Linked DNA regions of Homo sapiens: region 2 is linked to region 1. A link is an interaction called in ENCODE POLR2A ChIA-PET data of the cell type or tissue named here. Cell type or tissue: GM12878. All regions are shown on one strand. Links, peaks and the distances in the headings refer to the core of each region. The heading gives the core; the rest is flanking DNA.

The links. Peaks named below come from ENCODE experiments on the same cell type or tissue, not always from the same donor. Only the 100,000 strongest peaks of a DNase experiment are listed, where the experiment ranks them.
Region 2: POLR2A ChIA-PET joins it to region 1 with 6 read pairs; 4 of 35 experiments call an interaction of 5 or more read pairs at or near these places.

Annotation. Positions count from the first base shown.
Region 1 is chr12:118,304,558-118,320,267 of GRCh38, reverse strand. The region is part of intron 1 of TAOK3 (TAO kinase 3); the gene reads left to right. Among named protein-coding and RNA genes, the nearest start is that of TAOK3, 60 kb to the left of the region's middle. RefSeq lists an enhancer at 11,970-12,069. In GM12878, for the core only: no CTCF peak of the experiment used is centred there; a DNase peak (open chromatin) is centred at 7,517; H3K4me3 peaks cover 489 bases; H3K27ac peaks cover 2,500 bases.
Region 2 is chr12:118,159,902-118,175,611 of GRCh38, reverse strand. TAOK3 (TAO kinase 3) reads left to right here. Exons shown (of 21, transcript NM_016281.4): 17 at 2,952-3,155; 18 at 13,585-13,824; 19 at 15,254-15,466. Among named protein-coding and RNA genes, the nearest start is that of PEBP1, 32 kb to the right of the region's middle. RefSeq lists an enhancer at 8,317-8,426 and a silencer at 8,667-8,716. In GM12878, for the core only: no CTCF peak of the experiment used is centred there; a DNase peak (open chromatin) is centred at 8,511; H3K27ac peaks cover 1,329 bases.

The DNA of each region.
Region 1 (15,710 bases), core at 6,078-8,577:
CACTATCTATTTCCAGAACTTTTTCATCATCCCAAGCAGAAATTCTGTACCTATTAAGCACTTACTCCCCATTTCCCCCTCTCTGCCTAGGCCCTTATCTATTTTTCTGTCTGTATGAATTTTGCCTATTCTAAATATTTCATACAAGTGGAATCATATAATATTTGTCCTTTTTTGTCTGGCTTTTTTCACTTAGCACAATGGTTCATCCATGCTGTAACATCTATCAGTACTTCATTCCTTTTTATGGCTAAGTAATATTTTGCTGTATCTATATCCCACATTTTGTTCATCTGTGTATCTGTCTGCTGATGGACACTTCACGTTGTTTCCACCTTTTGGCTATTGTGAATAATGCTGGTATGAACATTGGCATACAAGTATCTGTTTGAGTCCCTCTTTTCAATTCTTTGGGGTATATAACTGGGAGTAGAGTTGCTGAGTCATGGTAATTCTATGTATAACTTTTTGAGGAGCTGTTCAACTGTTTTCCATAGAGGCTGCATCATTTTATATTCCCACCAGCAGTGTGCGAAAGGGTTCCAGTGTCTTCACATCCTCACCAACACTTGTTGTTTTCTGGTTTTTTTTTAATTATAATCATCTTAATGAGTATAAAATAATATCTCATCGTGGTTTTGCATTTCCCTAATAATTAATGATAAGCATTTTTTCATGTGTTTATTGGCCATTTGTACATCTTCTTTGAGTAAATGGCTATTCAAGTCCTTGACAATATTAAGTTTTCTAGTTCTCATTTCAAAATTGGGTCGTTTGTCTTTTTGTTGTTAAGTTATAGCAGTTCTTTATATGTTGTAGATTATTATCAGGTTTCTAATAAAACAATTTTAGATTATCTAAATTCTTATCAGGTTTATGATTTGCAAATATTTTCTCTGTCACTCTTGATAGCGTCCTTTGATACACATAAGTTCTGAATTTTAGTAAAGTCCAATTTATTTTTCTTTTGTTTCCTGTAAAAGCTTTTGGTGTCATTTTATTGTTGAGGGGTTTTTTGCTTTTAAAATATTTATTTTATAATTGACAAATGAAAAATTATATTTATGGTATACAATGTGATGTTTTGATATATGCATACATTGTAGAATGAATACATCAAGCTAGATAACATATCCATCACCAGATTTCAGCTGATAATTTGTATCTTCTGACCAATATTTCTCCAATTCCTCACCTCTCCAGCCCCTGGAAAGCACCATTGTATTCTCTGCTTCTGAGTTCTGTTTTTTTTCAGATACCACACATAAATGAGATCATACAACTTCTGTCTTTCTGTGCCTGCCTTATTTCATTGAGTGTAATGTTCTCTATGTTCATCCATGTTGTTGCAAATGACAGGATTTCCTTCTTTTTGAAGGCTGAATAGTATTCCATTGTGTACACATGCCACATTTTCCATTCACCCACTGACGGACACTTGGGTTGATTCCTTATCTTAGCTGTTGTGAATAATGTTGCAATGAACATGAAAAGTACATATCTCTTTCACATATTCATTTCATTTCCTTTGGATGTGTATCATTAGTGGGATTGCCAGGTCATATCGTAGTTCTAATTTTAATTTTTTGAGAAACCTCCATACTGCTTTCCATAATCACTGTGCTAATTTACATTCCCACTAACAGTGTACAAGGGTTCCCTTTTCTCTACATGCTCACCAACACTCAGTCTTTTGTCTTTTTGCTAAAAACTATTCTTACAGGTGTGAGGTGGTAGCTCCTTGTGGTTTTAATTAAGAAATCATTGCCAAATCCATGGTCATGCAGATTTGTCCCTATATTTAAGAGTTGTGGCCAGGCGCAGCGGCTCACACCTGTAATCCCAGCACTTTGGGAGGCTGAGGCAGGCAGATCACGAGGTCTAGAAATCGAGACCATCCTGGCCAACATGGTGAAACCCTGTCTTTACTAAAAATACAAAAATTAGCTGGGCGTGGTGGTGCGTTCCTGTAGTCCCAGCTACTTGGGAGGCTAAGGCAGGAGAATCGCTTGAACCCAGGAGGCGGAGGTTGCAGTGAGCCAAGATCGCGTCATTGCGCTCCAGCCTGGTGACAGAGCAAGACTCCATCTAAAAAAAAAAAAAAAAAAAGTTTTATAGCTTTATATCTTATTTAGGTCTCGGATCTATTCTGAGTTATTGTTTGTATATAGTATAAAGTAAGGGCCCAACTTCATTTTTTTGGCCTATGGATATCCAGTTATCCCAGTACCATTTGGTGAAAAGACTGACCTTTCCCTGTTGTCTTGGCACCCTTGTTGAAAATCAATTTGCTGTAGATATGAATGTTTATTTCTGGGCTGTCAGTTCTATTCCATTGGTCTATATATGTCTGTCCTTAGGCCAGTACTGCAGTGTTTTGATTACTGAGCTTTGTAATAAGCTGCAGGAAATGTGAGTCCTCCAACTGGTTTTTGTTTTTTTTGTTTGTTTGTCTTTTTTAGATTATTTTTGCTATTCTGGGTCCTTTGAAATCATATGGATTTTAGGACAGGTTTTTCCATTTCTGTACAAAACACCATTGGGATTTTGATACAAATTGTATTGGATCTGTATATTGTTTGGAGTCATATTGTCACCTTGACAATATTAAGTTTTCTAGCTCCTGAACACATAATGTCTTTCTATTTATTTAGGTCTTTAAAAATTTCTGGCTGGGTGCAGTAATCCCACACCTGTAATCCTAGCACTTTGGGAGGCCGAGGCAGGTGGATCACGAGGTCAGGAGATCGAGACCATCCTGGCTAACACGGTGAAACCCGTCTCTACTAAAAATACAAAAAATTAGCTTGGCGTGGTGGCAGGCGCCTGTAGTCCCAGCTACTCTGGAGGCTGAGGCAGGAGAATGGCGTGAACCCAGAAGGCGGAGCTTGTAGTGAGCCAAGATCGCGCCACTGCACTCCAGCCTGGGCAACAGAGCAAGACTGTCTAAAAAAAAAAAAAAAAAAAAATTCTCCCAGCGATTTTTTTTTTTTTTTTTTTTTGAGACAAACTTTCACTTCGTTGCCCAGGCCAGAGTGTAGTGGCACAATAATCTCGGCTCACTGCAACTTCTGCCTCACAGTTTCGAGCAATTCTCCTGCCTCAGCCTCCCAAGTAGCTGGAGTTACAGGCGTGCACCACCACACCCAGCTAATTTTTGTATTTTTAATAGAGACGGGGCTTCGCCATGTTGGCCAGGCTGGTCTCGAACTCCTGAGCTCAAGCAATCCACCCACCTTGGCCTCCCAAATGCTGAGATTACAGGCGTGAGCCACCGTGCCCAGCCCCAGCAATGTTTTGTAGTTTTCATTGTTCATGTTTTTATGCTTCCTTGGTTAAATTTATTCCAAGGAGGAATAATTGAAGTATTCTTTTTGCTCTTATTATAGATTGTTTTCTTAATTTCCTTTTCAGATTGTTCATTGCCAGTATATAGAAATACAACTGATTTTGTTATTTTTATACCCTGGAACTTTGCTAAATTTATTTAATAGCTCTAGTAGTTTGTAGATGTGAGTTATTTAGGGTTTTCTGGATATAAGATCATGTCATTGGCCAGCCACGATGGCTCATGCCTGTAATCCTGGCACTTTGGGAGGCCGAACCAGGAGGATTGCTTGAGCCAGAAGTTCAAGACCAGCCTGGACAAAATTGTAAGAGCTTGTCTTTATTAACAATCAAAAAAAAAAAGAGAGAGAATCTAGCCAGGCAGGGTGGTACACGACTGTGTTCCCAGCTACTCAGGAGGCTGAGGGTAGGATGCTGCAGTGATCCGAGATTGCACAACTGCACTCCAGCCTGGATGACAGAGCGAGACCCCACCTCTAAGAGAGAGTAAAAAAAAAATGATGTCCTTGAGGCAAAATATTTTTTTACCATCCTATCTTTTATGAATCAGACCAAAGAAAATAATGTATGCCAAATGAGTAGGAGCTCTTTCAGTAGGACAGTATGTAAGCTAGTATATTTAACCAGACTCTTATGAGTAGCAGGTATGCTGCAGTTAAAGGGAAGTTAAAAGGTAAGATTTACATTAACAAATCCATGATCATTAGGCCATTTTTTAGATTCCTTTTCTTGAACATTTTTAAACCAGACACTGCACATAAATTTATTTAAGAAGGCAGAAACACCCATTATTAGGAATAAATTGAAGGGAGATGTAAGAAATCAAATAATTAGAGGCAGTCTCTAAGTCACATGTGCATGATGTCTCATTACATTCCCCTTGGGATCTTGGCATCAGTACCTCCTAATAACCTCCCTACTCCTTTTTCCATTGTAAAAATATCCCAGCAGCAACCAAGCTGTCTTGAGTCCATACCATTACCTCACAGTGAGCCTGGAAAACTATCTGATCCAAAATTCACAGTCTCCTTTATTTACTATCTGTTTCAATTTTCCTTTGTCATTTATACTTGCATTTGCCTCCTTTTACCCTAACCAATTTTTTTCTCTCATGTGCATATATGTATTCCCTCTTTCCCAACACTGTCATAATTACTTCAAATAATTATTCAATCCTATCACTTTCATTTTTAGATTTTCCTTTTTGGGGGGAGGAGGATTATTTTCTTTTTAAAAATGTTAACAAAATATTTCAAACTTGCAGAATATAACCAATATCCATGATCCTATCTCTCAGAATTAATTTTTTAAAGAAATAAAAACATATATTTGGAGTCTCCTTTGTACTTCTTTCCAATTCCATTCTTTTCCATCCACCCCAAATCCATCTACTCTCCTGAAGGTGGTGCATATTATTCTTTTTACCATTTGTACTCTTATTTATGTGTGCTACAAACAATACATTTTTGTGGGTTTTAACATTTGCATAAATTTGAATATATCCTGCATATGATTCTTCAACTTGGTTTTTCCTTTATTGTGTTTTGGAAATGTGTCTATATTGATAAATTTATATTTAGCTCATTGATTTAAACTACAACATGGCATTACATCACATGATTATATCAGTTATCCTTTTCCCCACCGATGGATGTTTAATACATTACTCATTTTTTACCATTATGAAAAATTTTCTGCTGGGTGTGGTGGCTCACGCCTGTAATCCCAGCACTTTGGGAGTCCAAGGCGGGCAGATCACTTGAGGTCAGGAGTTCACCATGACCAACATGGTGAAACCCCATCTCTACTAAAAGTATAAAAGTTAGCCAGGGGTGGTGGCACATGCCTGTAATCCCAGCTAGTCGGGAGGCTGAGACAGGAGAATTGCTTGTATGTGGGAGGCGGAGGTTGCAGCCAGCTTAGATCTTGCCACTGCACGCACTCACTCCAGCCGGGGCCATAGAGTGAGACTACATCTTAAAAAAAAAAAAGAAAAAGAAAAAGAAACAAAAACTCCTTCATGTGCCCATGCAATAGTCATGCGCATCTTCAACTTCACTAGATAGTGCTAAATTATGCTGATAAAATGGTTGTAGTAATTTTTTTCACCTTATTCTGAGCAAAAACCTGGTCTTGATAATAATTGATAAGCATTGTTATGGTGGAAAAGATACAGGATGGGATATCAGCTCCGGAACTAATTAGTTGGATAACTTATGTCAGGTTAGTCCATCCATATGAGTCTCAATTTCTCCATCTCCAAATTAAGGTCAGATTGAATATGATCTCTGAAGTCTTTTCCAACCTTGGATGTTCTGTGGTTTTAGTGCTAATGATTTATTGTATTTCAAGAGAAATAAGAGTCATACATTTTAAAATCACATTAGATCTAATAAAGAACTAATGTCACTAGTTCCCAAAATCCTCAAGTAATCCAAAAGTTAAGTTCAGGATATCCTCAAGTCTCCATTTACCATGTCATTTTTATGCACTCCATCTTAATTCACGATATTGTTTTAGAGTTATTACTCAATATTTTTTGATTTGCATAATTAGTTGTATCTCAATAGTATTTTTAAAAGATATTTTAAAATGCAAAATAAGATATTGAATTTGCTTTAGGGACAAACCCTTTGTGGACAAACCTGAAAACCTAAATTCCATATGAAACATTGATTTTGGGTAAAAACATATTCAGAGTTACAGATACTTAGCTTAGAAGTGAACTTTTGGGACCCAACTCTTTTGCAAGTTGGAGGCTTCCTGTAACGTTAATTTCAGGAAATCCTAGGCAAATATGCAGTTACTGTTCTAGAAGATACATAGGTAGTGTGTACTGTGATGGAAATTAAAATGTCACTGTTAAAAGGTTTGCATTTTGTGGGCTTGGAAGGGCCTAAAACTTCCTTCTTAGGCTTTCTCTTCACTAGTGGGCTCTTGCATTATATTACTTCCAGAGAAAGGCAGGCAGGATTAGAGGCATGGCAAGGAGAACAATTTGAGAAATACTATACTGTGCAAAAGAGCAAAGACAACTTTAATGGCAATGAGGATAAATTAACTTCTTTGACTCAGTCGCCAAGTAAGATAAATCCATAATTACTTATTCCAGTTTGATTTTTACATAAGAAGTTCTTCTGGTTATTCTTTAATATAGATTTGATTTTCTTTTCCCTAAATTTTAGCCTTAGATTACTGGACAGTTTAGTCATTTCTGTAATGTAAAAGCTTACTATTCAAGTGTCTGATACAACCTTACCATGAGGTTACTTTTGACAAAATAAAACCCTTTTAAATATTAGAGGGTCCCAGTCTTAGTTGAAGTTATAAGAAACAGCCTTTCTCAGCCTATGCGGTGGCTACGCCTGTAATCTTAGCATTTTGGGAGGCTGAAACAGGTGGATCACCTGAGGTCAGGAGTTTGAGACCAGCCTGGCCAATGTGGTGAAACCTCATTTCTACTAAAAATACAAAAATTAGCCAAGTGTGGTGGCAGATGCCTGTAATCCCAGCTACTTGGGAGGCTGAGGCAGGAGAATCACTTGAACCCAGGAGGCGGAGGTTGCAGTGAGCCAAGATCATGCCATTGCACTCCAGCCTGGACAACAGAGCAAAAACTCGGTCTCAAAAAAAAAGATAAAATAAAATAAAAAATAAAAAAGAAGAGAAAAGAAAAGAAACAGCCATTCTCTTTCCTTGTAATAGAGCTGAAAATGTCTGTCTTCTGTAATGTCTTGCCTGACTGTCCTACTAGGATCTAGCATTATCTCTAGTTGGATAGCTGTCTCTTTATATATGATTTTTAAATTTTCAGTTTTTAAAGATTTCATTTTGTTTGCTTTTAACTCTTTTAAAATAGCTATTTAGCCTCTTTTCTGCATTTTTCCGTCTTTAGTGTTAGGGATTTTGGGTTCAGTTTTATTTTCACTCCAGATTTTAATACAGGGCTCAGCAGAATAGAGCCTCACCAGCAGATAAGCATTTTTGATTGATGGAATTCACATCTGTTATGTTTCCCCAAATTTATTTTTTTCTCCACAGTCTTTCAACACTCATTATAGTTTTGTTGTGTTAGATCATGATACTACAGGCCTCTAGTTAAGATCGGTGTTACTCAGTAGCCAAAAATAATGTCAGAGTGCAAGGTAGTGACAAAACCTGTTAAAGACAAACAAAAAATTGTACTAGAAGTGATACTCTCCTGTTTCTGATGATTCAACATGCAACTGTGGACAATTAATTTCCTTTAGCTTTGCTTTCATTTCTTCATGTGTAAAATCAGGCTAACATAAGCTGTTTTGTGGATTTTGTGAATAATTCTATTATAAAACATTTGTAGGTTGTGATGCTTATTGAATTAGATATTAGTAATAAGCCTTTAATAAGTAATTTCAAGAAACATCCCTTGCTACCGTCTACTTCCCCAGACCAAGAAAAATCTTAATTTATTTTAGTTGTCCAAGGTATGGTTAGTTACAGGTTATAGGAACATTATGGGTAACTATTATCTAAAATCTTAGCATTGTTTATTTTCAGAATTACACTTGCTTATATAATTTAGCCATATTTTTTCTATAGGCTTTAAAGTAGTCTTAAATTAAGGGACTAGATTTTTTTTTAATGTCAAGCCCTTATTTTAATCTTTGGAATTTAGTAGCTTAATAAAGCTATGTCTCAATGTTTAATTATTCTGTGCCTGTTTCCCCTGGCTTCTGTGTGCCTTTTCAGTCTGTAGCTTCAAGTTTATTTTCATTTGTAGAAAGTTTTTTAAAATTATAGATTTACAATTATATTTCTATTTTTCAAGGAAACTGATTTTGAATATATTATCTTTCAAATCTATAATTTACTCTAGTTTTTAAAAACTTTATTCAAGGTGCTGTTGTTTTGCTACTTTCCTCAATTCTCCACCCATGTCCCTTACCACGTCTCCACCATTGCCAGTTCTTTGTGCTGCTTCTTGCCAGCTTCATTTCATTAGTGGTTTTATTTTTCTCCCCACATCTCTCTTGACTTCTGCCAAATCATGTTTTATTCCCTGTTTTGGCTCACGATATCTTCCATTAACTCTTACATCCCTGCTGTGAGCTCCTGTTTTATATAACAGTAACTTCATTGAGTTCCTTTTTTCTTAAAGTTTATTGGCAGTATGTTCTGACACAGCATCCATTGCTATATGACAACTTTTATTCTCTGAAAAGAGTTCTTCACCTGCCATTTCTTTTTCCCATTTCTTAGTTTTGTTTGGTTTTTAAATACTATCTTTACATAGATCTAATGCTGTTTTTAAAAAAAAAAAATTATTCAACTCTAAATGAGACTTATTCTTTGTCTCTTGGGATTCCTATGAGGAAGGGCCAAAGGCCATGTTTCAGGCTAATAAGAGTTTTCCCTATCTCATGGTGAAAATCCTTATAACAAACTTATTTGTGAGCTCTTTCTTTTTTTTCTTTTTTTCTGAGACAGAGTCTCTCTCTGTCACCCAGGCTGGAGTGCAATGGCACAACCTTGGCTTACTGCAACCTCTGCCTCCCAAGTTCAAGCGATTCTCCTGCCTCAGCCTCCCAAGTAGCTGGGATTACAGGTGCCCACTACCACACCCAGCTAATTTTTGTATTTTTAGTAAAGACAGGGTTTCACCATGTTTGTTAGGCTGGTCTCGAACTCCTGACCTCAGGTGATCCACCTGCCTCGGTCTCCCAAGGTGGTGGGATTACAGGCATGAGCCACCATGCCCGGCCCCTATTTGTGAATTCTTTGTGCCTTTATTTTTACTGAGACAACAATGTACAGTTTTATTTCATTAATTTTGAAGGAAAGGCCAGTATAAACCTTTGCTGGACACAGTTCATTAATTGTACTTTAAAAGTGCTACATGAATACCTATGAAACACTGTAGGGTCATAGAATCTGTAGATATCTACACAAACTTTGTAGATATAGCCAGTAACTATTATTTGTGGATATAGATTAAAATAACTATTATTTGTGGGGGAATAATGTAGTTGCAAAATGTCTTATGAATGTGATTAGTTTTCCCACTGCCCTAAAACTCTAAGTCCAGAATATATTAAGGCTATCTACACTACACGGTTTACACATTCTTGACTCCATTTGACCTCCTGTACTTTAAATCCTTCCTCCATATTCTCCCTTATAACAGAAGAAAAAAGCTACCAACATCACCAAGCAGATGTGGTAAACCTATTTATATAATAGAAGGATGATTATAAACATTTAATAAATTATATCAAATAGATATTATATATTAAATGGGCAGATAATAGAAATCTGTCCAAGCAAAACTCTGGATAATTTTTATGTTGCCTTATTTTTTGTTTTCTGTGAACTCCAAGAAAAATGAGATACCAGTTTGGAACAGATGTAATATTGCTGATTTAACAGTTTAGGGATACTCCCCAAGTTCAATAATTTTGCCAAGATACAAATTTAAATGGAACCTTTTATGAAGCTTCATAGTGTGTGAAGAACTTACCTTGTTTATATGTTTGAAGACATACATATTTCACATTTCAGAAGAGTCTATACATAGCTCACCAAATATCAAAACCACCTTGTTAGAAAACATTAAGGTCTGTCTTATTTATTTGTTCATTTATTTATGAGACACAGTCTCACTCTGTAATCTCACTCTGTTGTAGAGGTTGAGTGCAGTGGCACGATCACGGCTCACTGCAACCTCCATCTCCCTGACTCAAGGAATCCTCCCACCTCAGCCTTCCAAGTAGCAGGGACCACAGGTGCACGCCACTATGCCCAGCTAATTTTTATATTTTATTGTAGAAATTGGGTTTTGCCATGTTATTCAGGCTGATCTTGTGGCCTCAAACTCCTGGGCTCAAGCGATCTGCCTGCCTCAGCCTCCCAAAATGCTGTGATTACAGGTGTGAGCCACCACACCCAGCCAACATTAAGGTCTTAAGCTAATTATGAGAAGGGAGGGAGTTGCCTATGGGGGGAAAGAATAAGAAAATGGTAAAAGAAGAGAAACAGGAAAACTCAGGTTTTTGAGCTACAATAATAATTGTGGATAATCTGCTACCCAGCACATAGCCAGGAGGAAGATAAAGAAAACCACCATGTGGCGGGGCCTGATGACTCAGGCCTGTAATCTCAGCACTTTGGGAGGCTGAGGCGGGCAGATCACCTGAGGTCAGGAGTTTGAGACCAGCCTGGCCAACATGGTGAAACCCCATCTCTACTAAAAATACAAAAATTAGCCAGGCGTGGTGGCAGGCGCCTGTAATCCCAGCTACTCGGGAGGGTGAGGCAGGAGAATCTCTTGAACCCGGAAGGCGGAGGTTGCAGTGAGCCAAGATCGTGCCATTGCACTCCAGCCTGGGGGATAAGAGCAAGACTTCATCTCAAAAAAAAAAAGGAAAGAAAACCACCATTTGAGCCAAGAAGGGAGGGTAGATTTGCAGGGAGGAGGGCAGTTGTTTCAAGAAATAAAATTGAAGAGATGCAACTTAGAGCTGTAACTCATTTGTACATCTGAGAACTTAGGATGTCCATAATTTGGTTTTTACAAAATCTACCCTAGAAGGTTGGCTTTTTTTTTTTTTTTTTTTGGAGACAGTCTCACTCTGTTGCCCAGGCTGCAATGCAGTGGCCCGAGCTCGGCTCATTGCAACCTCTACCTCTGGGTTCAAGCAATTCTTCCTGCCTCAGCCTCCCAAGTAGCTGGGATTACAGACATGCAGCACCACGCCCAGCTTATTTTTGTATTTGTAGTAGAGATGGGGTTTCGCCACGTTGGCCAGGCTGGTCTCGAACTCCTGACCTCAGGTGACCCGCCCTCCTTGGCCTCCCAAAGTGCTGGGATTACAGGCGTGAGCCACCGTGCCCAGTGACATTTAAAATAATATAATTCAAAGAGGGGAAAGAAAATGTTTTAAGAACTAAATTTGAGTGCTCAATTAATTACAACCATACAGGCTTTTTTTTTTTTTTTTTTTTTTTTTTTTGGAGACAGAGTTTCGCTGCTGTTCCCCAGGCTGGAGTGCAGTGGTGCGATCTCAGGTCACTGCAACCTCCGCCTCCTGGGTTCAAACGAGTCTCCTGCCTCAGCCTCCCAAGTAGCTGGGATTACAGGCATGTGCCACCACGCCTGGCTAATTTTTGTATTTTTAGTAGAGACAGGGTTTTACCATGTTAGTCAGGCTGGTCTCAAACTCCTGACCTCAGGTAATCCACCTGCCTCGGCCTCCCAAAATGCTGCCATTACAGGTGTGAGCCACCGCGCCCGGCCAAATTACAGACTTTTCTACACCGTCTACATTCTCCCAAGACCATTTTTGGGCAGCACCCTTGCCAGGTAGAAGTACTGGTATACTGGGAAACATGCTGCTATCCTAGGAGTCAGATGACACTCATAAAAATCAGAATAATAATAACTGATTTTCCTGCCTTACTGGGTTGTTAAAATAATTGAATTTGGTTAGGTATGTGAAAGTACTTTATACAAATGTAAATGTTTAATTTTTTTTTTAAGTGAAAGCAAGTTTATTAAGAAAGTAAAGGCATAAAAGAATGGCTACTCCACAGACAGAGCAGCCCCGGGGGGTTGCTGGTTGCCCAGTTTTATGGTTATTTCTTGATGATATGCTAAACAAAGGGTCTATTATTCATGCTTCCCCTTTTTAGACCATATAGGGTAACTTCCTGATGTTGCCGTGGCATCTGTAAACTGTCATGGCATTGGTGGGAGTATAGCAGTGAGGACGACCAGAGGTCATTCTCATTGCCATCTTGGTTTTGGTGGGTTTTGGCCGGCTTCTTTACTGCAACCTGTTTTATCAGCAAGGTCTTTATGACCTGTATCTTGTGCCTACCTCCTATCCCATCCTGTGACTTAGAATGCCTTAACCTTCTTACATTTACAGATATAACTGTTTAATGTTGTTATTTTTTAAATGTAAAAAAAAAAAAAAAGTAGTCAAACTTGCCAACAGCTTATTTTAAGCAGCTATTGGGAACAAGTACCAGTAACTATCATGTAGTGTCAAACCCTTTTTCGCTATGGCCAGTACAGATGGTAACAAGTCTACAGACTACTCATTGGAGCAGTATGCAGCTTAACATTTTTAGTGTTTTAGTAATAAGATACCATTTCCGTGGTTAGAGAGTCAGCATTCAGAACTTTTGTTTTTTAAGGAAAGAACTTCCGGAACTTCATTAACAGTTCATAGAGGATACCGAGACCTCTAGCTGGCTAGCTAGTGGTAGAACTCTAGTATCAAGTGCTTGGAAATTTGTCTAGCAGTGGAAGGAAAGAAGGGGTAGCTGCAGCTGCTATCCTAAACCCTGCAAAAACACTTATACATACACAGCCTCATTTTTCCCATTGCGACCTAATAACTGAATGCAACAGTTTCTGTTTCCAGTTATGGTTCTCTTTCATTCCTGTTTAAAACAAAGGCAGCAGGTCAAGAAACTAACTAAATGTGACTAGTTAGAGGAGAAGATGTGAGGGTGGGAGGGGGAGTCAGGGAAGAAGGAGGACACAGAGATAGCAAATCCATCATCCCTTAGAGGTTAGGCCAACAAAAATAATTGAATTCCCGTGGGAGCCTAAGGTCAGAGTTAGACTACTGGTTAGATCTGAGAGCTTTGCTTTCTGTTTTACAAATGATTTTAAAGAGAAAACTATGAGGACTCCAGAGATGGGGGGGGGAAGAGGAGGCGGGAAGGTTGATTCATAAAGTGGTAAAAAACCGTGCTCAAAACCTCATTGCTTCTTGCACAATTGGTCAAGAGATGTGTCAGCAATTCCTGAGGCAATGATATAACCTGTATAGTTTAGTAATGAGAATCATTATTATTCTATTTCCACATAATTACTGATGTTTTTTGAACTATCTAGAACTGTGTTGTCCAACATTGTAGTTTCTAGCCAAAGAGCTATTTAAATGAAAATTAATTAAAATTAAACACTTAAAAATTCCGTTCTTCTGTTGCACTAGCCACATTTCAAGTGCTTACTAGCCACATGTTGTTAATGGCTACCATTATTGGATAGTGCAAATGAAGTGATAGACTATTTTCTTCATTATGGAGCATTCTATTTGAATGTACTGATGAAGCAGAACAAACTCTGAGAGCAAAAGTTTGATGTTACTACTTTACAATTGAATGATTAGTTTAAGTCCAAAGTACAATATATAAAATTATCTTTTAACTATGGAACCTACCATTGTGGCTTAGTTACTCTAAGTATCAATAATATTTCTTCAGTGAACATTAAGGTCCACTAAATAAAAGTAAGGACAGATCTATGTTAATTTTAGACTCAAGAACTTGAGGGAAACATGTATGGATTTTTATAAAAATTATGAAACGTTTCACATCCATTTACAATCATGAAGAATATAAGTCAAAAAGAAAAATTTAAACCAAGTGTTGAAATAATTAAAATTATAAGCTGGGTGAGGAGGCTCACCCCTGTAATCCCAGTATTTTGGGAGGCCAAGACAGGAGGATCACTTGAGCCCAGGAGTTCGACACTAGCCTGGGCAACATAGTGAGACCCTATCTAAATTCTAAAAAAATTAAATAAAAACATAAAAAATAAAGTTAGCAGTAAATAGGAATAGAATAAGAAAACTCCAAATGGAGGGAGAGGATCAGAAAAAACAACTATCAGGTACTATACTTAGTTCCTGGGTGACAAAATAATCTATACACCAAAACCCCATGACACCAGTTAACCTATATAATAAACTTGTATGTGTGCCCCAAACCTAAAATAAAAGTTAAAAAACAAAAACCAGCAGTGGTCGAGCTTTAAGAGAAAATAAATTACTCTGAGTATCCAGAAAAAATGACACAGAATCCTTTCTACATTCTTTATTATTTTATGAAACATGGTGTCCTCTTGTAAATATCTGAAAAGTGATTTCTATCCTATGACAGAAGAAGACTAACCTCTCCAAAGCAGCAGAGGAGAAAATCGAATGGCAATTGAGCCAACTTTTTTTTTTTTTTTTTTTTTTGAGACGGAGTCTCGTTTGCTGTTGCCCAGGCTGGAGTGCAGTGGCGTGATCTCAGCTCATGCAAACTCTGCCTCCCAGGTTCAAGCAATGCTCCTTCCTCAGCCTCCCAAATAGCTGGGATTACAGGCACCCGCCACCACACCCTGCTAATTTTTGTATTTTTAGTAGAGATGGGGTTTCACCATGATGGTCAGGCTAGTCTGAATTCCTGACCTCAAGTGATCTGCCCACCTCTGCCTCCTAAAGTGCTGAGATTACAGGCGTGAGCCACCACGCCCAGCCGCCAACTTTTTGACATGCATAAAATAGTAAAAAATTAACAGTTAAATACTTAACAGTTGATATATATGTTCTCTATAGAATATCACATTTAATTATGTCATTTGTTAGTAGTAGTGGATTAAGTTTATTTTTATTATTTTTTTGTTTTTTGAGACAGAGTCTTGCTTTGTCACCCAGGCTGGAGTGCAGTGGCACAGTCTCAGCTCACTGCAACCTCCGCCTCCCAGGTTAAAGGGATTCTCCTGCTTCAGCCTCCCTAGTAGCTAGAATTACAGATGCATGCCCGGCTAATTTTTGTATTTTTAGTAGAGACAGGGTTTCACCACGTTGATCAGGCTGGTCTTGAACTCCTGACCTCAAACAATCCTCCCGCCTCAGCCTCCGAAAGTGTTGGGATTACAGGCATAAACCACCAAACCCGGCGGGTTAAGTTTATTGAATGCTTATTCTATGCATGCCACCTTGTTTAACACATTACATACACTATCTTATTAAATCCTGACAATAAACAATCCTGTGCTCGATATATTTATTATATTATGTCCTTTGTACAGATGAGGAAACTGAACCTTAGATTTGAAACCTGCCATATGGTTAGTTAGGATTAGATCTGGGATTTGAACTCAGTTCTACTTTAATCATAACCCGTGTTCTTAACCATGGTTGCTTTTCCAGATAGCAGGCTGAAGACTACACTCTTAAGCAGAGGATTTAAACATAAATCTTTTTCACTCCAGGTGTCGTGTTGTTTCTCTTTGCCATTTGCCTTTCATAGCAACGGAAAATGAGGGAATAACTGTAATTTTATAATATCTAATGAAATTATTGGCATCCCTATAAGCACAATCAATTTTCATAAGTTTAGTTCATATCAAGATTTAGGAACATTATCTGAACAAATTGCTAAAAACATCACAAATTAGGACAAACTGAAATACAAGTTGTACACATATAACATTCAAAAAGCAAAAGCCTTAAAGCAGTGTAGATAATATGTATCAGTGGCTTCTTATTTCAGATTACATTTTTTTTAAGAGAACATTGTAACCATGCAAAGTTGTTGAA
Region 2 (15,710 bases), core at 7,562-10,061, 150 kb after region 1:
CTTGTTGCCCAAGCTGGAGTGCAATGTCATAGTCTCGGCTCACTGCAACCTCCACCTCCCGGGTTCAAGCAACTCTCCTGCTTCAGCCTCCCAAGTAGCCGAGATTACAGGCGTGCACCACCATGCCCAGCTAATTTTTTGTATTTTTAGTAGAAACAGAGTTTCACCATGTTAGCCAGGCTGGTCTTGAACTCCTGACCTCAGGTAATCCTTCACCTCAGCCTCCCAAAGTGCTGAGATTACAGGCGTGAGCCACCACGCCTGGCCTGAGCTCATATTCTGATTTGTAGGTTAGCAATAGAGGACTCAGCAAGGTTCTCCTCCAATTCTTTTTTAGTTAGGAAGTGAAACCAAGGGGGTTGGGGTGGGCCTAGGGATTTTTTGTCCTGCCCAGGTAAGCCACTGGTAATTGTTAGACCTAACAGAAAATTGTATTTGATTTACACTGGCTGAATGGGTAGAATCTCTGACACCATAAGGTCTAGAAAACCCGGGTGTAGAGAGAATAGCCCAACTCAGAAGGTTCACATTCTTTCCATTTTCTCTGAGTTATTGGCTTGAGCTTAATTTTTATATCATAATATGATGTTGCTGGATCAGAGATAGCCTAAGAAATTTTGAGGTTTTTCTCCACTCTAAATACCTTCCTTGGCTGGGCACGGTGGCTCATGCCTGTAATCCCAGCACTTTGGGAGGCCAAGGTGGGTGGATCAACTGAGGTCAGGAGTTCAAGACCAGCCTGGCCAACATGGTAAAACGACATCTCTATAAAAATACAAAATTAGCTGAGCTTGATGGCGGGCGCCTGTAATCCCAGCTACTCAGGAGGTTGAGGCAGGACAAATTGCTTGAATACAGGAGGCAGAGGTTGCAGTAAGCCGAGATCACACCACTGCACTCCAGCCTGGGCAACAGAGTAAGACTCTGTCTCAAAAAAAAATCGTAAAATAAAATAAATAGATACCTTCCTTATTTCTAACTCCACGCGTCCACTCATCCACTGGAGGCCATACTTTATGACTATGGCCACCATTTTGAGTTTTTGTAACATTGAGATATTTGGAAATTTCATGAACTCTACCTTCTAGAAGATTTTCCCACAGAACAGCATTTAAGAGTCCCCACTCAGTCCTCAAGCATACGTCAATTTTTGGCTCACCATACTCAGACTTGAGTGCCAAAGCCCACAGGCCTACACTTCTGTCTTTGAACATGCTCATGAAAAAAAAAAAAAAGCCAGAAGCCAATTTGAGATAACCCCACTAGACCATTCTATGCAAAAGCTAATATTACTTTTTCTGAAGTAAAGCTTAGTTCAGACTATTTAAAGTGGCATATATATTTAGATATTTATATACTTACAGATATTGTCCTTGGAATGACAAAAAAATTTTTTCATTATCACCACTTTTGATAGATAACAGGAGTATCTAATACAGAATGATAGATGGTCCAGAAATAATTTATTCTTGATTTTGGAGTAAATTTTTGTGATTATATTTGAATCGGGGTCTGCAGTCTAGTGGTTAATGGCCAACCAAGTAGTGACATCACGGCATGAAGAGATGAATGACCCAGGCTTCCTCTTGTGATCCCAGCTTACTCCAGCTTACTCTGAAAACAACACTTTCTCTTGTTGATTCTAAGATTTCACTTACAGCTTCACTGGAACAGGATAGTTGAAAGTTGATTTACAGAGACTTCTTGGCTAAGAGATAAAATAGTCTATGATATCGGCATCACAAAACATTAAGTAAAATAGGTGTTAGCAACTAAAGGAGATTTTAGCTGAGTGAGTAGCTAACCAAATGAAGAAAGAAGAGTATACTGTACTTTCTTAACAAGTAGTCTTCTTCTTTTCACCACAGTTTAACATCTTAACAGTCCTGATTCACTGCTTTGTTTCCTTTGCTCAGATGTTCTGGAAAAATTGTGAATTTTGTCCTTGGAAAATATAGATGGTTTGTTTACTCTATAATCCCAAGTGAAGAATGTTTTTTCCTAAAATTCAAACTAGTGACATTTGCATAGTCACCTCTTCTCTTTGGAATCTGTCTGCTTCTCTCAGTCTTGTCACTACTTCCTTTGTCCAAGCTACTACCATCTCTCTTGCCTGGACCTTTCCAGTAGCCTCCCAGCTATCTTCATATGTTCTTGCCTCCTTCATTCTGTTCTCCCCATGGCAGCCAGAGTAATCATTTTCAAATGCATCTCATTATGACACTCTCACATGCATGAAATCCATTTCTCCTATACTAAAGATCAGTGTCCTTATATTGGCCTGTAAAGCCTCAATGGTCCTGCCTACCTGGCCAGACTTATCTCATATTACGTTACACCAGCCCCTCTGACCTTCTTTCAGCCCTTGATGGCACCATGTTTCCTCTCCAACCCCTAGGGTTTTGCACATGCTGTTTTCTCTACTGAGAGTATTCTTCCCTTTCCTTTTCCGCTGGTTAACTCTGAATAATTTTTCTTAGTTACTACCAAGATTAAATATTTTCTATTAAATTCTTCTAGGGCCAAGTACGTCCTCTTCAAAGCAGTGATCACAGTAATTTTTAGTTCATTTCTGCGGTTCTTTAATTTTTGATTCTATAATAAAGACACACGGTGGCAGTTATCATGGCCTTTTACTCACCTTTGTGTCCTGTATCTTGCACACTGCCTGTCACATGATAGGAGCTTGTTAAGTTTGTGTTGAGTGAATGAGTGAACAAATAATTTCTGTTAGTGAGAAACCAAAGATACAGAAACTCACAAGTGTCCCTCTCACTTAATACTCAATTAATGAGCAAATAAAAAAAATTGGGGGAAGGATGTGCAACACTAAGCTTTTCTGTGCTTACATCTGCATTGGCTTTCCAAATAACTTAATCTTCAGTTGCAATAAGCTGTTACAGTCCCTTTCATTTAGTAAGGCTGGCTTGGTTTTTGTCTGTTCTTTTTAGGAAATGAATGAGGACCATAGCACACCCAAGAAAGAGAAGCAAGAGCGGATCTCCAAACATAAAGAGAACTTGCAGCACACACAGGCTGAAGAGGAAGCCCACCTTCTCACTCAACAGAGACTGTACTACGACAAAAATTGTCGTTTCTTCAAGCGGAAAATAATGATCAAGCGGCACGAGGTGGAGCAGCAGAACATTCGGGAGGTATTTATTACGCTCGTAACTATTGTCATTGACATAGGAGACAATATGCTATGTGAGGCTTGTGACCATGTCTGCCTGGTCCATTCCTATATCCCTAGCCTTTCTAGCCTTTTAGCACAGTGGCTAACACAGAGTAGGTATACAAAAAAAGTCAGGGAATGAACTTACTATTGATAAGAGGAAGCCCACTCACAGAACAAGGAATCAACTCCATCTAAATACATGTAATAGAATTTTATTGAACTCCCGTTATAAGCCATATCACACAATGAAGAATCAAAAGAAGTAGAATCGAGAATTTTTGTTTTCAGCCTACTTGTCAAGGACTTGTATTTTTGTGACTCCGCATAAAACATTTAAGTAACATTATGATGCTCTATAACTAAGTGCATTTATTCCATCATCCAGTACTCTCAGAGTGAGTGCTAGACACCAGGGATACCAAGAAGCTGTACTCCCTGCCTTCAAATGGCTATGAGTCTAAGAGCAGAAAAAAACATGTAACAGACTAATTACAATACAATATGTTAGGTGACATATTAGACATAGAAATAAAGTATCATTGGCATACAATCATGAGAGGGCTTAGATGACTCTGCTATTGATGAAAAGATGAGTGTGACCAGAGTTCTGTGTATATAGAGTGGCGGGCAGAACAATATTAGTTGGAAGCAGAATGTAGAGACCCTTGTTTAAGGCAAGGCATTTGACTTTTAGCCTGAAGGCAGTGGCCATGAGAGATTTTTAAGCAGGGTAATGACATGATGAGACATTTCTTTATTTTGAAGAATTAGTGCATCAGCCAGGCATGGTGGCTCATGCCTGTAATCCCAGCACTTTGGGAGGCCAAGGCAGAAGGATCACTTGAGGTCAGGAGTTTGAGACCAACCTGGCCAACATGGTGAAACCCCGTCTCTACTAAAAATACAAAAATTACCTGGGCATGGTGGTGCACGCCTATAATCCCAGCTACTCAGGAGACTGAGGCAGGAGAATCACTTGAGCCTAGGAGGCAGAGGTTACAGTGAGCCAGGATCGTGCCACTGCACTCCAGCCTGGGTGATAGAGTGAGACTTATCTCAAACAAACAAACAAACAAACAAAAGAATTAGTGCTTCAGTATGATAGAGAGATAGAAGTCATGAAAAGCAAAGTGCAATGAGGTCAGCCAGGATGCTCTTTCTCCAGTTCTAGCCTGGAAGAGGCTGTGGGGATAGAGGCAATTAGATCTGAGTGACATTTCTTACTCAGAACTGATAGTTAATCCTTACCAAATAGATATGGGAATTTCAGAAGAGGAAGTCAGAAGTGACTTCCAAGTTTCTAATTTGGGAGGTTGGATGGATATGCTGGCATTCACTGAGATGAGGAATACAGAATACTGTGTTCAACAGAAAATCATTGTGACCTGGAGTAAGCAGAGAAAACTTTATAAATGATCTAGCACAGTGGTAACAGTATCAAAGTCTGAGAAAAGCCCAGTGTTAGCCTACATGAGGGAAACAAGCACTTCCAGCACAGTTAATACAAAAGTGAATTGATAGAACCTTGTTAGAGAGCTGCATTGAAATGAGAAGGAAAAAGGGTGAAGCAAACTAAAATGTATTGAACACATGTAGGCCAGGCTCAGGCTCTTTCTGCATGCTGTCTTATTGGAAGAGGGAGAGCTGTGAGCTGCTGAACATTTTTTTGTGGAGACAGAGTCTCGCTCTGTTGCCCAGGCTGGAGTACAGTGGCGCAACCTCAGCTCACTGCAACCTCCACCTCCTAGGTTCAAGCGATCCTCCCACTTCAGCCCCCCAGGTAGCTGGGATTACGGGCACACACCACCACGCCCGGTTAATTTTTATATTTTTAGTAGAGGTGGGGGTTTTACCATGTTGTCCAGGTTGGTCTCAAACTCTTGAGCTCAAGTGACCTGCCTGCCTCAGCCTCCCAAAGTGTGGAGATTACAGGCATGAGCCACCACATCCAGCCTGCTAAACATTTTTGAGAAGGGCAGTGATATGGCTAAAATTGTACTTTAAAGAGATTAGCCCAGATTGACAGTAATACACAGAATGATTTGAACATAGATTCTCAATGGGGGTGATAACGCCCCCAGTGGGTGAAAGTGGGTTCCTGTTGGGGTGCGGTGACCTAGGTCTTATTACAGCTTCAAAGGACCACAGTGCATAAACAGATACACAGTTTACCTGTGGTATTAATATTTCAGTGATGGGGATAATTAAGGGAGAAAAAGCCTAGAAAGCCTCCTTATAGGGGCAATGATGAAAAAAAAAACTGCTTGAGAAACACAGGATTAGAGAGAAGAGACTAGTAGCAGGAAATAGGATATGGACAAGGCTGGTGGTAGTGGCTGTCAGAGCAGTAGATTCAAAACACCATTTGAAGTTTAAAGTAAACAGGACTTGACATATACTAAGATACGAGAGAGGCCGGGCGCAGTGGCTCACTCCTGTAATCCCAGCACTTTGGGAAGCCGAGGCGGGCGGATCACGAGGTCGGGAGATGGAGACCATCCTGGCTAACATGGTGAAACCCCGTCTCTACTAAAAATTCAAAAAAATTGGCTGGGCGCAGTGGCAGGCATCTGTAGTCCCAGCTACTCGGGAGGCTGAGGCAGGAGAATGGCGTGAACCCGGGAGGCGGAGCTTGCAGTGAGCAGAGATTGCGCCACTGCACTCCAGACTGGGTGACAGAGGGAGACTCCGTCTCAAAAAAAAAGATATGAGAGAAAAGATGATGGAATCAAAATTATTTCTAGGGCTTAACACTAGGGGAAATGAAGATGTGGTAGAAACAGAGAAGAGATTAAAGAGAGGTTTTGGTAAGAAGCTGACTCAGGCCGGGCATGCTGGCTCATACCTATAATCCCAGCACTTTGGGAGGCTCAGGCAGGCGGATCACTTGAGGTCAGGAGTTCGAGACCAGCCTGGCCAACATGGTGAAACCCCATCTGTACTACAAAAATTAGCCAGGCGTGGTGGTGGGCGCCTGTAATCCCAGCTACTCGGGAGGCTGAGGTGGGAGGATGGCTTGAACCCAGGAGGCAGAGCTTGCAGTAAGCTGAGATCATGCCATTGCGTTCCAACCTGGATGACAGAGTGAGACTGTCTTTAAAAAAAAAGGGGGGGGGGTGGGGGTGGGCGTGGTGGCTCACGCCTGTAATCCCAGCACTTTGGGAGGCCAAGGCAGGTGGGTCACCTGAGGTCAGGAGTTCGAGACCAGCCTGGCCAACATGGTGAAACTCTGTCTCTACTAAAAATACAAAAATTAGCCAAGTGTGGTGGTGGGTGCCTGTAATCCCAGCTACTTGGGAGGCTGAGGAGGGAGAATCACTTGAACCTGGGAGGCAGAGGTTGCAGTGAGCCGAGATCGCGCCATTCCACTCCAGCCTGGGCAACAAGAGTGAAACTCTGTCTCAAAAAAATAGAAAGAAAGAAAGAAAGAAAGGAAGGAAGGAAGGAAGGAAGGAAGGAAGGAAGGAAGGAAGGAAAGCAAGCAAGCTGATTCAGTACTGCACATTTTGAGTTTGTCAGAAGTCAAAAAATCAAAATGAAAAAGGCTAATGGCCAGTTGGAAATAAGTCATTTGGGAGTCTTTTCATGTAACATTTATTGTTATTCTAATAATAGATATTTGGAGGAAGTCTGAGGCTAAGGGGACAATTCATGTCAATAAAAGTTACAGAAGATAATTACTCCCTAAAAATGATAGAAACTATATTGGTGACTTCATTAGTATTAGGTTCTAGCCAGTTGAGCAAAAAATAACTCTGTAAGAGTATTTTTCTTAAAAGTCTAGATTTTCTTTTGTTTAGTCTTATTCCAGAGCCCACCTTCATGAAAATGTTCAAAGCTTTTTTATTTACAAAAGTAACTCAAGAACATTGAAAATAGACGAAAACAGAAACACATAAAGCTAAGTAGTGAAAGTTCTTTTTAACAGTTTTATTGAGATATCAACATATAAAAATTGTATGTATTTACGGTATACAACTTGATGTTTTGATATATGTATACATTGTGAAATAATCACCACATGAAAGCTAACTAACATATCCATTACCTCCGCATAGTTACATTTGTGTGCATGTGTGCATGGGGTTGAGTAGGGAGATTTAATTTAGGACTTGTCCTCTTAGCAAATTACAAGCATGTAATACAACATTGTTAACTATCATCACCATGCAGTGAGTGCATTAGAGCTCCAGTAATTATTCGTCTTGCATAACTGGAACTTTCTACCATTTGACCAGCATCAGCCCATCTTCACCTTTTCGACAATCCCATTCCACCCAATCTCTACCCTCAAACAGTCTCCATTAATTTGGCATGTATATTTCTAGGTTTTTTTCTATATACATATGTACAGCTATATTATATATGACTTTACAAAAATGAGATTACTTTTGTATCAGTAGGATTATTTGATTTGCAAGCAATAGAAATAAACTCTGGCTGACTTAAGGCTGAAAAGGAATTTATTGGAAGGATATGAGGTAGGTAAAGAGCTGAAGAACTGAGCGGGAAAACATGAAGAGCCACGCTGGTAAAGCAACTTCCATGACACAGAGAGCAAGGGCTCATGTGCAGTTCTCCAGGCACTGCCATTTCAGTGTACCTCCTCCAACCACTTTTTGTCTTTGTATCGTTTCTGTTCGAGATTAAAATTCCTAGGAGAGATATAACTTGATTGGGTCATGTGCTTATGCCTTATTCAACACTCTCTCTGATTCCAGATAAGGGGGAGTCATTTTGCAAAAAAAGGAAAAAAAAAAAAAAGAGCCTATAAAGAGAAGCAGGAAAAATGGAAGCTGAGCCTTACAAAAAGTAACAGATGTCCACTCCACTGTTTTGTAACTCTTTTTTCCATTTACCTTCCAGCACGTACAGCTCTGCTTCATTCTTTTTCATCTAATAGTATTTTGTTGTATGGCCTCAATATCATTTATTTAATGAGACACTTCTCGGTGGACATTTTGTTGAAGTTTTACAGTATTATTAATAATATAAGAACATTGTTGTACATAGATATTTTTACATGTAAACAAGTATTTTGGGGGATACATTTTCGGAAGTGGAATTCCTGGGTCAAAGAATGCATACATCTAAATTTTTAAAATAAATATCACTAAATTGCTCTCTAAAGGAGTTTATACTCCCACCAACAAAGCACAAGAATGCCTGGTTTCCTGTGTCTTTGCCTAAAGGATTGAGTATTAGCAATCCTTTTAATTAGTGAAAACAAGAAGATCACTGAAACTGGGTTGAGCCTCTTTCTCTATCACCAACACACACAGACACTCAGCATTTTCTGACCAGTGTTGAAACTAAGAACTGAAACTAAGAAGGCATTAAATGTCATAGGCTGACAGCATCTCTATTTAAAAGTTAGAATTCTCGTTTTTACTCAACCTCAGTGAGCCTGAGCATAAAAATTTGGCATGAGTGAAATCCGCTGCTTTTAAAGAAGTCAATACTACTTCCATTAGAAGTTAGAGTGCTTGAAACACACTGGACATTGACCGAGGGAAAGGAAGCTGCATGTATCTTATCCCACACTCCCTCCAGGGCTTATACGTGTGTGTGTGTGTGTGTGTGTGTATGTGTGTGTGTGTGTGTGTATATATATATATACACACACACACATACATTGAGTACATGGGTGGGCAGAATGATCTGTACCATTAAAACTGATTTTTTAGTTTTTGCTCAGCTCATTTTGTTAAATTTGTATAAGCTAAAGGTGCACATGATGTGGCTCTAGTGTGTATATTGTGTCATTTGTACAAATAAAGTAACCATTGTATCATGTCTAGCTAGAGCAGAATTCTTCAAAATATTTTATCACAGACTGAAAAAGTATAAAACAGGAAAGTATGCCATTTATTAGAACTTTTTTTTTTTTTTTTTGAGACGGAGTTTCGCTCTTGTTGCCCAGGCTGGAATGCAATGGCGCAGTCTCAGCTCACTGCAACCTCCGCCTCCCGAGTTCAAGTGATTCTCCTGCCTCAGCCTCCCAAGTAGCTGGGATTACAGGCATGTGCCACCACACCTGGCTAATTTTGTATTTTTGGTAGAGACAGGGTTTAACCACGTTGGCCAGGCTGATCTCGAACTCCTGACCTCAGCTGATCCACCTGTCTCAGCCTCCCAAAGTGCTGGGATTATAGGCATGAGCCACCGCGTCTGGCCTCATTTATTGGAACATTTCTAATGGAAAATGCTGAGAAGCTAAATACCTGAGTTTTAGCCTCAGTTCTCTTTATAGAAGTTGTGTAACTTTATGTTAGTCCTTCAACTCCCAAATGCCTACTAACACATATAAAAGGGGGAAATCCTTACAGTCTTATCACCTCATAGGGTGGCAATTTGGATTGAATGAGATGTATGGAATAACTTTTAAAAATGGAAAGCACATTAAACATTATTATGTAGGCACAGCACTGGCCTCATAATAAGGTGAATAATTTTTCCCCCATGTCTCAAATATTAAAGGTAGCTTACCATCTTACACCTCAGCAACTCAGATGTACAAATTAAAGGTGAAGGGAACAACTTGTAACAGAAAAGCCATTTCAGTATCATGTTTTTCTTACTCTTCTAATAGTTTATAAAAACTAGATTTAAGATATTATATGCCATGTATTCCCTTCTGAATAGAGAAAAATAATGACATTTATGTATTCTGAAGCACTTTCTTATGGTCTTTCATTTTATCTTTACAACTACGATAGTTCACAATGTGTACTGCTATCCTCATTTTACACCTGAAATACAGATTAAGAGACTTGCCCCAAGCCATACATAAGACTTATAGAGGAGCTGAAACTGACTCACACCCTTAGCACTTTTCCATTGATTCTCAAACTTTCATATATATCAGAATTAGCTGCGTAGCTTGTTATAGAGACTAGTCCCTTATAACACAGGTAATTCGGATGTAGGTATTCTGTGGACAGTATCTTGAAGCATTTCATTAAGCAGGAAGAGAAGCACTTGATTTCTTCTGAAGGTGTTTGCTTGCTTTGTGTGTTTTGCTTTGTGTCAAGAGCCCATGAGTTTCAGGGCTCTTAGCAACTCAGGCTCAGTTTGCATTTCTCAATTTAGGAAAGTGTGGGATGAATAAATGCCTGGTGTTGGGACTCCTGGACCTCAATTAAAGTCCTCATTTAAAGGGCTTTCCTTGGCCTGGGAGAGCTTTCGTCTGTGGGAAGGGCTCTCCATCCTTTGGTGCCACCTACGGGCCAGTTACTGCTTTGTAAAAAAGAAATTTGATGGTCTAGGTAAAGAAGAAAAATAAAACAAAGGAAAACACGGGAGGAGATGAGAGAGATAACTCTAAGGGCTTATTTTTTATTCCTTAAAACAAATTTAAATTGTATTTATACTTTGGGTTTTTTCTCCTTATAAGGTCGCTGAGGGGGTGTACATGTTCACTGTTCTATCCCTAGTTCCTACAACAGTGCCCAGCACATAGTAGGTGCTCAATAACTACTTGTTGAATGAATAAGTGAATGATTAGTGACTGTACTCTAGTACTAGATGCTGTGCTATTAAAAGGATTTCTCTTCAATCAATAGGGAGCCCAAGTGTGCAAGATATTTCCAACCACGCCAGTATAAAAATGTTATCGATGATATCTATTAAAATAAATAATTTGCATTTTCTCCTATAGTGGATGCCATCAGAGAAGAGAGGCCCTCTATTGTTCTAATTTAAAGTACAGCTGAGGCTGGGGCATGGTGGCTCACGCCTGTAGTCCCAGCACTTTGAAAGGCCGAGGCGGGTGGATCACCTGCGGTCAGGAGTTTGAGAACAGCCTGGCCAACATGGTGAAACCCCATCTATACTAAAAATACAAAAATTAGCCAGGCGTGGTGGTGGGCACCTGTAATCCCAGCTACTCGGGAGGCTGAGGCGGGAGAATTGCTTGAACCCTGGAGGCGGAGGTTGCAGCAAGCCAAGATCGCACCATTGCACTCCAGCCTGGGCAACAAAGTAGAAACTCCGTCTCAAAAATTTAATAAATAAGTATAAATAAAGTACAGCTCAAAAGCTTTCTCCTTTCCTTGACGTTCTTTTGTTTGTTTGTTTGTTTCGTTGTTGTTTTTCTGTTTTTTTTGAGACGGAGTCTCGCTCTGTCCCCCAGGCTGGAGTGCAGTGGCGCGATCTTGGCTCCCTGCAAGCTACGCCTCCCGGGTTCACGCCATTCTCCTGCCTCAGCCTTCCGAGTAGCTGGGACTACAGGTGCCCGCCACCAGGCCCGGCTAATTTTTTTTTTGTATTTTTAAGTGGAGACGGGGTTTCACCATGTTAGCCAGGATGGTCTCGATCTCCTGACCTCGTGATCCACCCGCCTCGGCCTCCCAAAGTGCTGGGATTGCAGGCGTGAGCCACCGCCCCAGGCTCCTTGACCTTCTTAATAGTAATACTGCTAGGTCGGGCACGGTGGCTCACGCCTGTAATCCTACCACTTTGAGAGGCCAAGGCGGGCAGATCACCTGAGATCGGGAGTTCGAGACCAGCCTGACCAACATGGAGAAACTCCATCTCTACTAAAAATACAAAAGTTAGCCAGGCGTGGTGGCATGTGCCTGTAGTCCAAGCTACTCTGGAGGTTGAGGCAGGAGAATTGCTTGAACCTGGGAGGCGGAGGTTGCTGTGAGCCGAAGTCACACCATTGCACTCCATTGCACTGGGCAACAAGAGCAATACTCTGTCTCAAAATAATAGTAATAATAATACCACCCTTTTCAGAAATCTTATAGCATAAAATCTTTACCCCTTTTATAGCATTCATCACTTATCCAACATTGCTCTCTCTCTTTTTTTTTTTTTAATTTGGACGTAAAACTTATTTCCTGGCTGGGCATGGTGGGGTGGCTCATGCCTATAATCACAGCATTTTGGGAGGTTGAGATGGGAGGATCACTTGAGTCCAGGAGTCCGAGACCAACCTGGGCAACATAGTGAGACCCCATCTCTACCCCCACCCCCCCCAAAAAAAAAGTATGTCCCTGTATTAATTAAGATTTTTTTGTTTGCATGTTAACTGAAATTTATTTCAGCTAGCTTAAGCCAAAACCAGGGAAATTACTATAGAAATACAGGAATGTCTTATAAAATCGAATAGCAGTAATACAGCTAGACCTACTGGAGGGCTCAGAAGCAGTAAGTAACTTAGGCATCAGTATATTCCCTGCACTTCTTTCTTTTCCTTTCTTCTTGATCTGAAGCCCAGCTTTCTCTAATCCTCAGCCCTCATAGCAGCAGATGACTACCACATATGTGGTTTTTATATGCCTTAATTCCAGCCACACATAGAGATTAACTGGTTCTGAATATCAATTCCAAATTCCGAGTAGAGAAAATAAATTGACCCAGGTTGGGCCACGTATCTAAATCTGATTCAGTGAGCTTTGAGCAGAGCATATACTTCAATAAATGTCTAGTGCACTTCCCTGTTGGAGTGTCAGTGAGTTGAGGACAGAAGTCATGGTTTAATAAATATTTTTATGTACTGAGAGCACATTGTTCTGATCTTCATATATAGTGCTATTTAGGAAATATTCTTCAATTGAGGAATGAAAAGATTTCACCCAACTTCCCCTTTTTTCTAGTTTGCTTTCCTTTCCTCCTTCAATACCAAAGAAAGAAAGAAAGAAAAGGAAGAAAGAAAGACATGAGTAGAACGGAAAAGAACAGAGTGATTAGATCTATAAATGATCAAACAGACTGTAATGCAGAAGATGAAAGGGGAGAGATCTCATCTGTTTTTTTTTCCCCAACATGCCTTGAACTCTGAGATTTTAAAAAATAGACAATTGGCCTACCTCTGATTCATGCAAAAACAGAGTATTTCCCAGAAAGCTAAGAACATTGCAGATATTATCAGTTTAATTCTCAATCTTGATTGCTTATTGGCACCACCTGGAGAACTCTTCCCAATACTGACATCAGGCTCCCACCCCAGACAGTTATAAGAATTTCACCCTGTGAGATTCAAGCATCTTATGTTTGAAAAGTTTCCTCACATGATTTTTATGGGCCGTCAGGGTGTAGGACCACTAGCTTCACTGAAGAAACATTTATGTAGACCTATGCATAGCACATCACCTAACTAAGGTTCACAGCAGCTCTGTGAGGTAAGAGAGAGTCAGGTAGAATTAATCCCATTTTACAGAGAGTACAGTAGTGATTGCTGTGAAGTTGCCCATTTTGTAAGTGGTGGACCCAGGAACAGAACCTAAACCTGAAGAGATTGTTAATTTAATCTCATTAAGTCCTGCTGCCAAACACTAATGGGTTTAATTAAGAGATGGTTAGCAGTGCCATTCCTTGCCCTCCCTCACTTAGTTGTGCATTCCTTCCAGTTCATCTCCATTCACCTCTCTCCGTTTATCTTTTGTTCCTGGACGCAGGAACTAAATAAAAAGAGGACCCAGAAGGAGATGGAGCATGCCATGCTAATCCGGCACGACGAGTCCACCCGAGAGCTAGAGTACAGGCAGCTGCACACGTTACAGAAGCTACGCATGGATCTGATCCGTTTACAGCACCAGACGGAACTGGAAAACCAGCTGGAGTACAATAAGAGGCGAGAAAGAGAACTGCACAGAAAGCATGTCATGGAACTTCGGCAACAGCCAAAAAACTTAAAGGTAAGATTTGTGCTGCTGGACAGTGTTGGACCAGATCAGTGGTTTCTCTACCTGAAGTGTCAGAGTCACCTGAGCAACTTTTCAGAATCACAAATTTCTGCACCCCACACCTATTGTATCAGAATCTCCAGTTGCAAAGCACAGAGTCTATATTTAAGCTCCTGAAAAGGAGATGTTGGGCAAGCTGGTTTGGAAACTATTATTATACTACATTATCTATCAATTTGTCATCATATCCATTATGGAATTTCTCTGAGCACTTCATGACCTGCCATCTTCAAAACTGGACTAATAGCAGTTTATGGTTTTAATCCCAGGAAATAAGGAAGTTCTATTGGTGTTAGGTACTTTGAGCACTGCTGTATTGAGAAAGACTCTAAAGCCACATCCAAGCTTAGGAGGAAAGAGTGTCATTTATTAGTGATGTCTGTCATGGTCATCAGGAATGAATCTATAAGTGCCAGGCATTTACCACTTCTGCACTAGAGATGCAGAGATGTGGAGGAACTCCTGTAGCCCTCACTGCCTCCAGCTAATTTTAGCTGACTGCTAATTAACAAGCTCTGTGTACTAAGCCATTGCTATATATCCGGGAGGACGTTGTCAGTGTTGCCACAGATATGAGGCCAACCTGGATCACACTGGCTATGCGTCTCTTCAGTCAAATTCTAAGCTAAGCAATGATTTCTATCACCATAAGTCCTCAGAGTGTTCGTGAAGTGCACACATGACTGTGGGGCAACCTGATGGAATGCCTTCTGGGCTCAAAATAATATACTCTACCTTCTCTTTGCCCAAATGCATATTTTATATTGCTACATGCAAGCACAACCTCTTAATGGGGAAAAAAATTCTAAATCACTTTTCTCTCTCAGTTTACGCTGAAATCCAGTAGAAATGCGTTAGGATATAAGGTACCATCCATATACTCTCCTTTATGGAGTTGATAAGAAATTGCTATAAACCAGAGCAGTGAGAGCTGGCTTATATAATGCTATCCCCTGTCTCACTTGAAAACAGGGTGAAACACAGAAACAAAAAAAAAGGGGGGAAAAACAATGAACAATGGAAGACACTGAAGTGTCTGACTAGGAAAGCATGAAAAGAGTTGCCACTCTTTCAACAAGCTAAGCTTCATAGTATCGCTCAATCTGCTTAGAGTTGTCATCCCCTTGTAACAGTCCATATTTTCTTTGACCCCATTTGTAAATTCAAAATTACTTATAGTCATTCAATATAAAACCAAAAGTACAGGTAGAGTTAACTTTTGTCTGTGTCATACATACTGCTTGATTTTTATTGATTAGCAATGTGAGTCACTGCACCAAAAAACAGACGCTCTCAGCACTTGTATTATATCATTATGGTAGAAGGCTTTCTGTATTTACTGATGTGCCTTTATTTTTCCTTTGTCACTTTTTCTACCCAGGCCATGGAAATGCAAATTAAAAAACAGTTTCAGGACACTTGCAAAGTACAGACCAAACAGTATAAAGCACTCAAGAATCACCAGTTGGAAGTTACTCCAAAGAATGAGCACAAAACAATCTTAAAGACACTGAAAGATGAGCAGACAAGAAAACTTGCCATTTTGGCAGAGCAGTATGAACAGAGTATAAATGAAATGATGGCCTCTCAAGCGGTAAGTGGTTAGGTTTGGTGCCACGGCTTCGAGAGCTTTGGGAATCAAGAAAATCCAAGATCCAGCCTGTTGTTCCCAAGATGATTCTTGCACAAATTTAGGATATTGATGTTTTTCTGCCCAAAGGACTGAGGAAAGGACGACGTTGAATAAAGCCAAGCCAATGTGGATACTTGCTGGAGTGTCTTATAAGATGGAACTCAAGGAGTGACATGCCACATCAGACCTGTGGCACATAGGGACT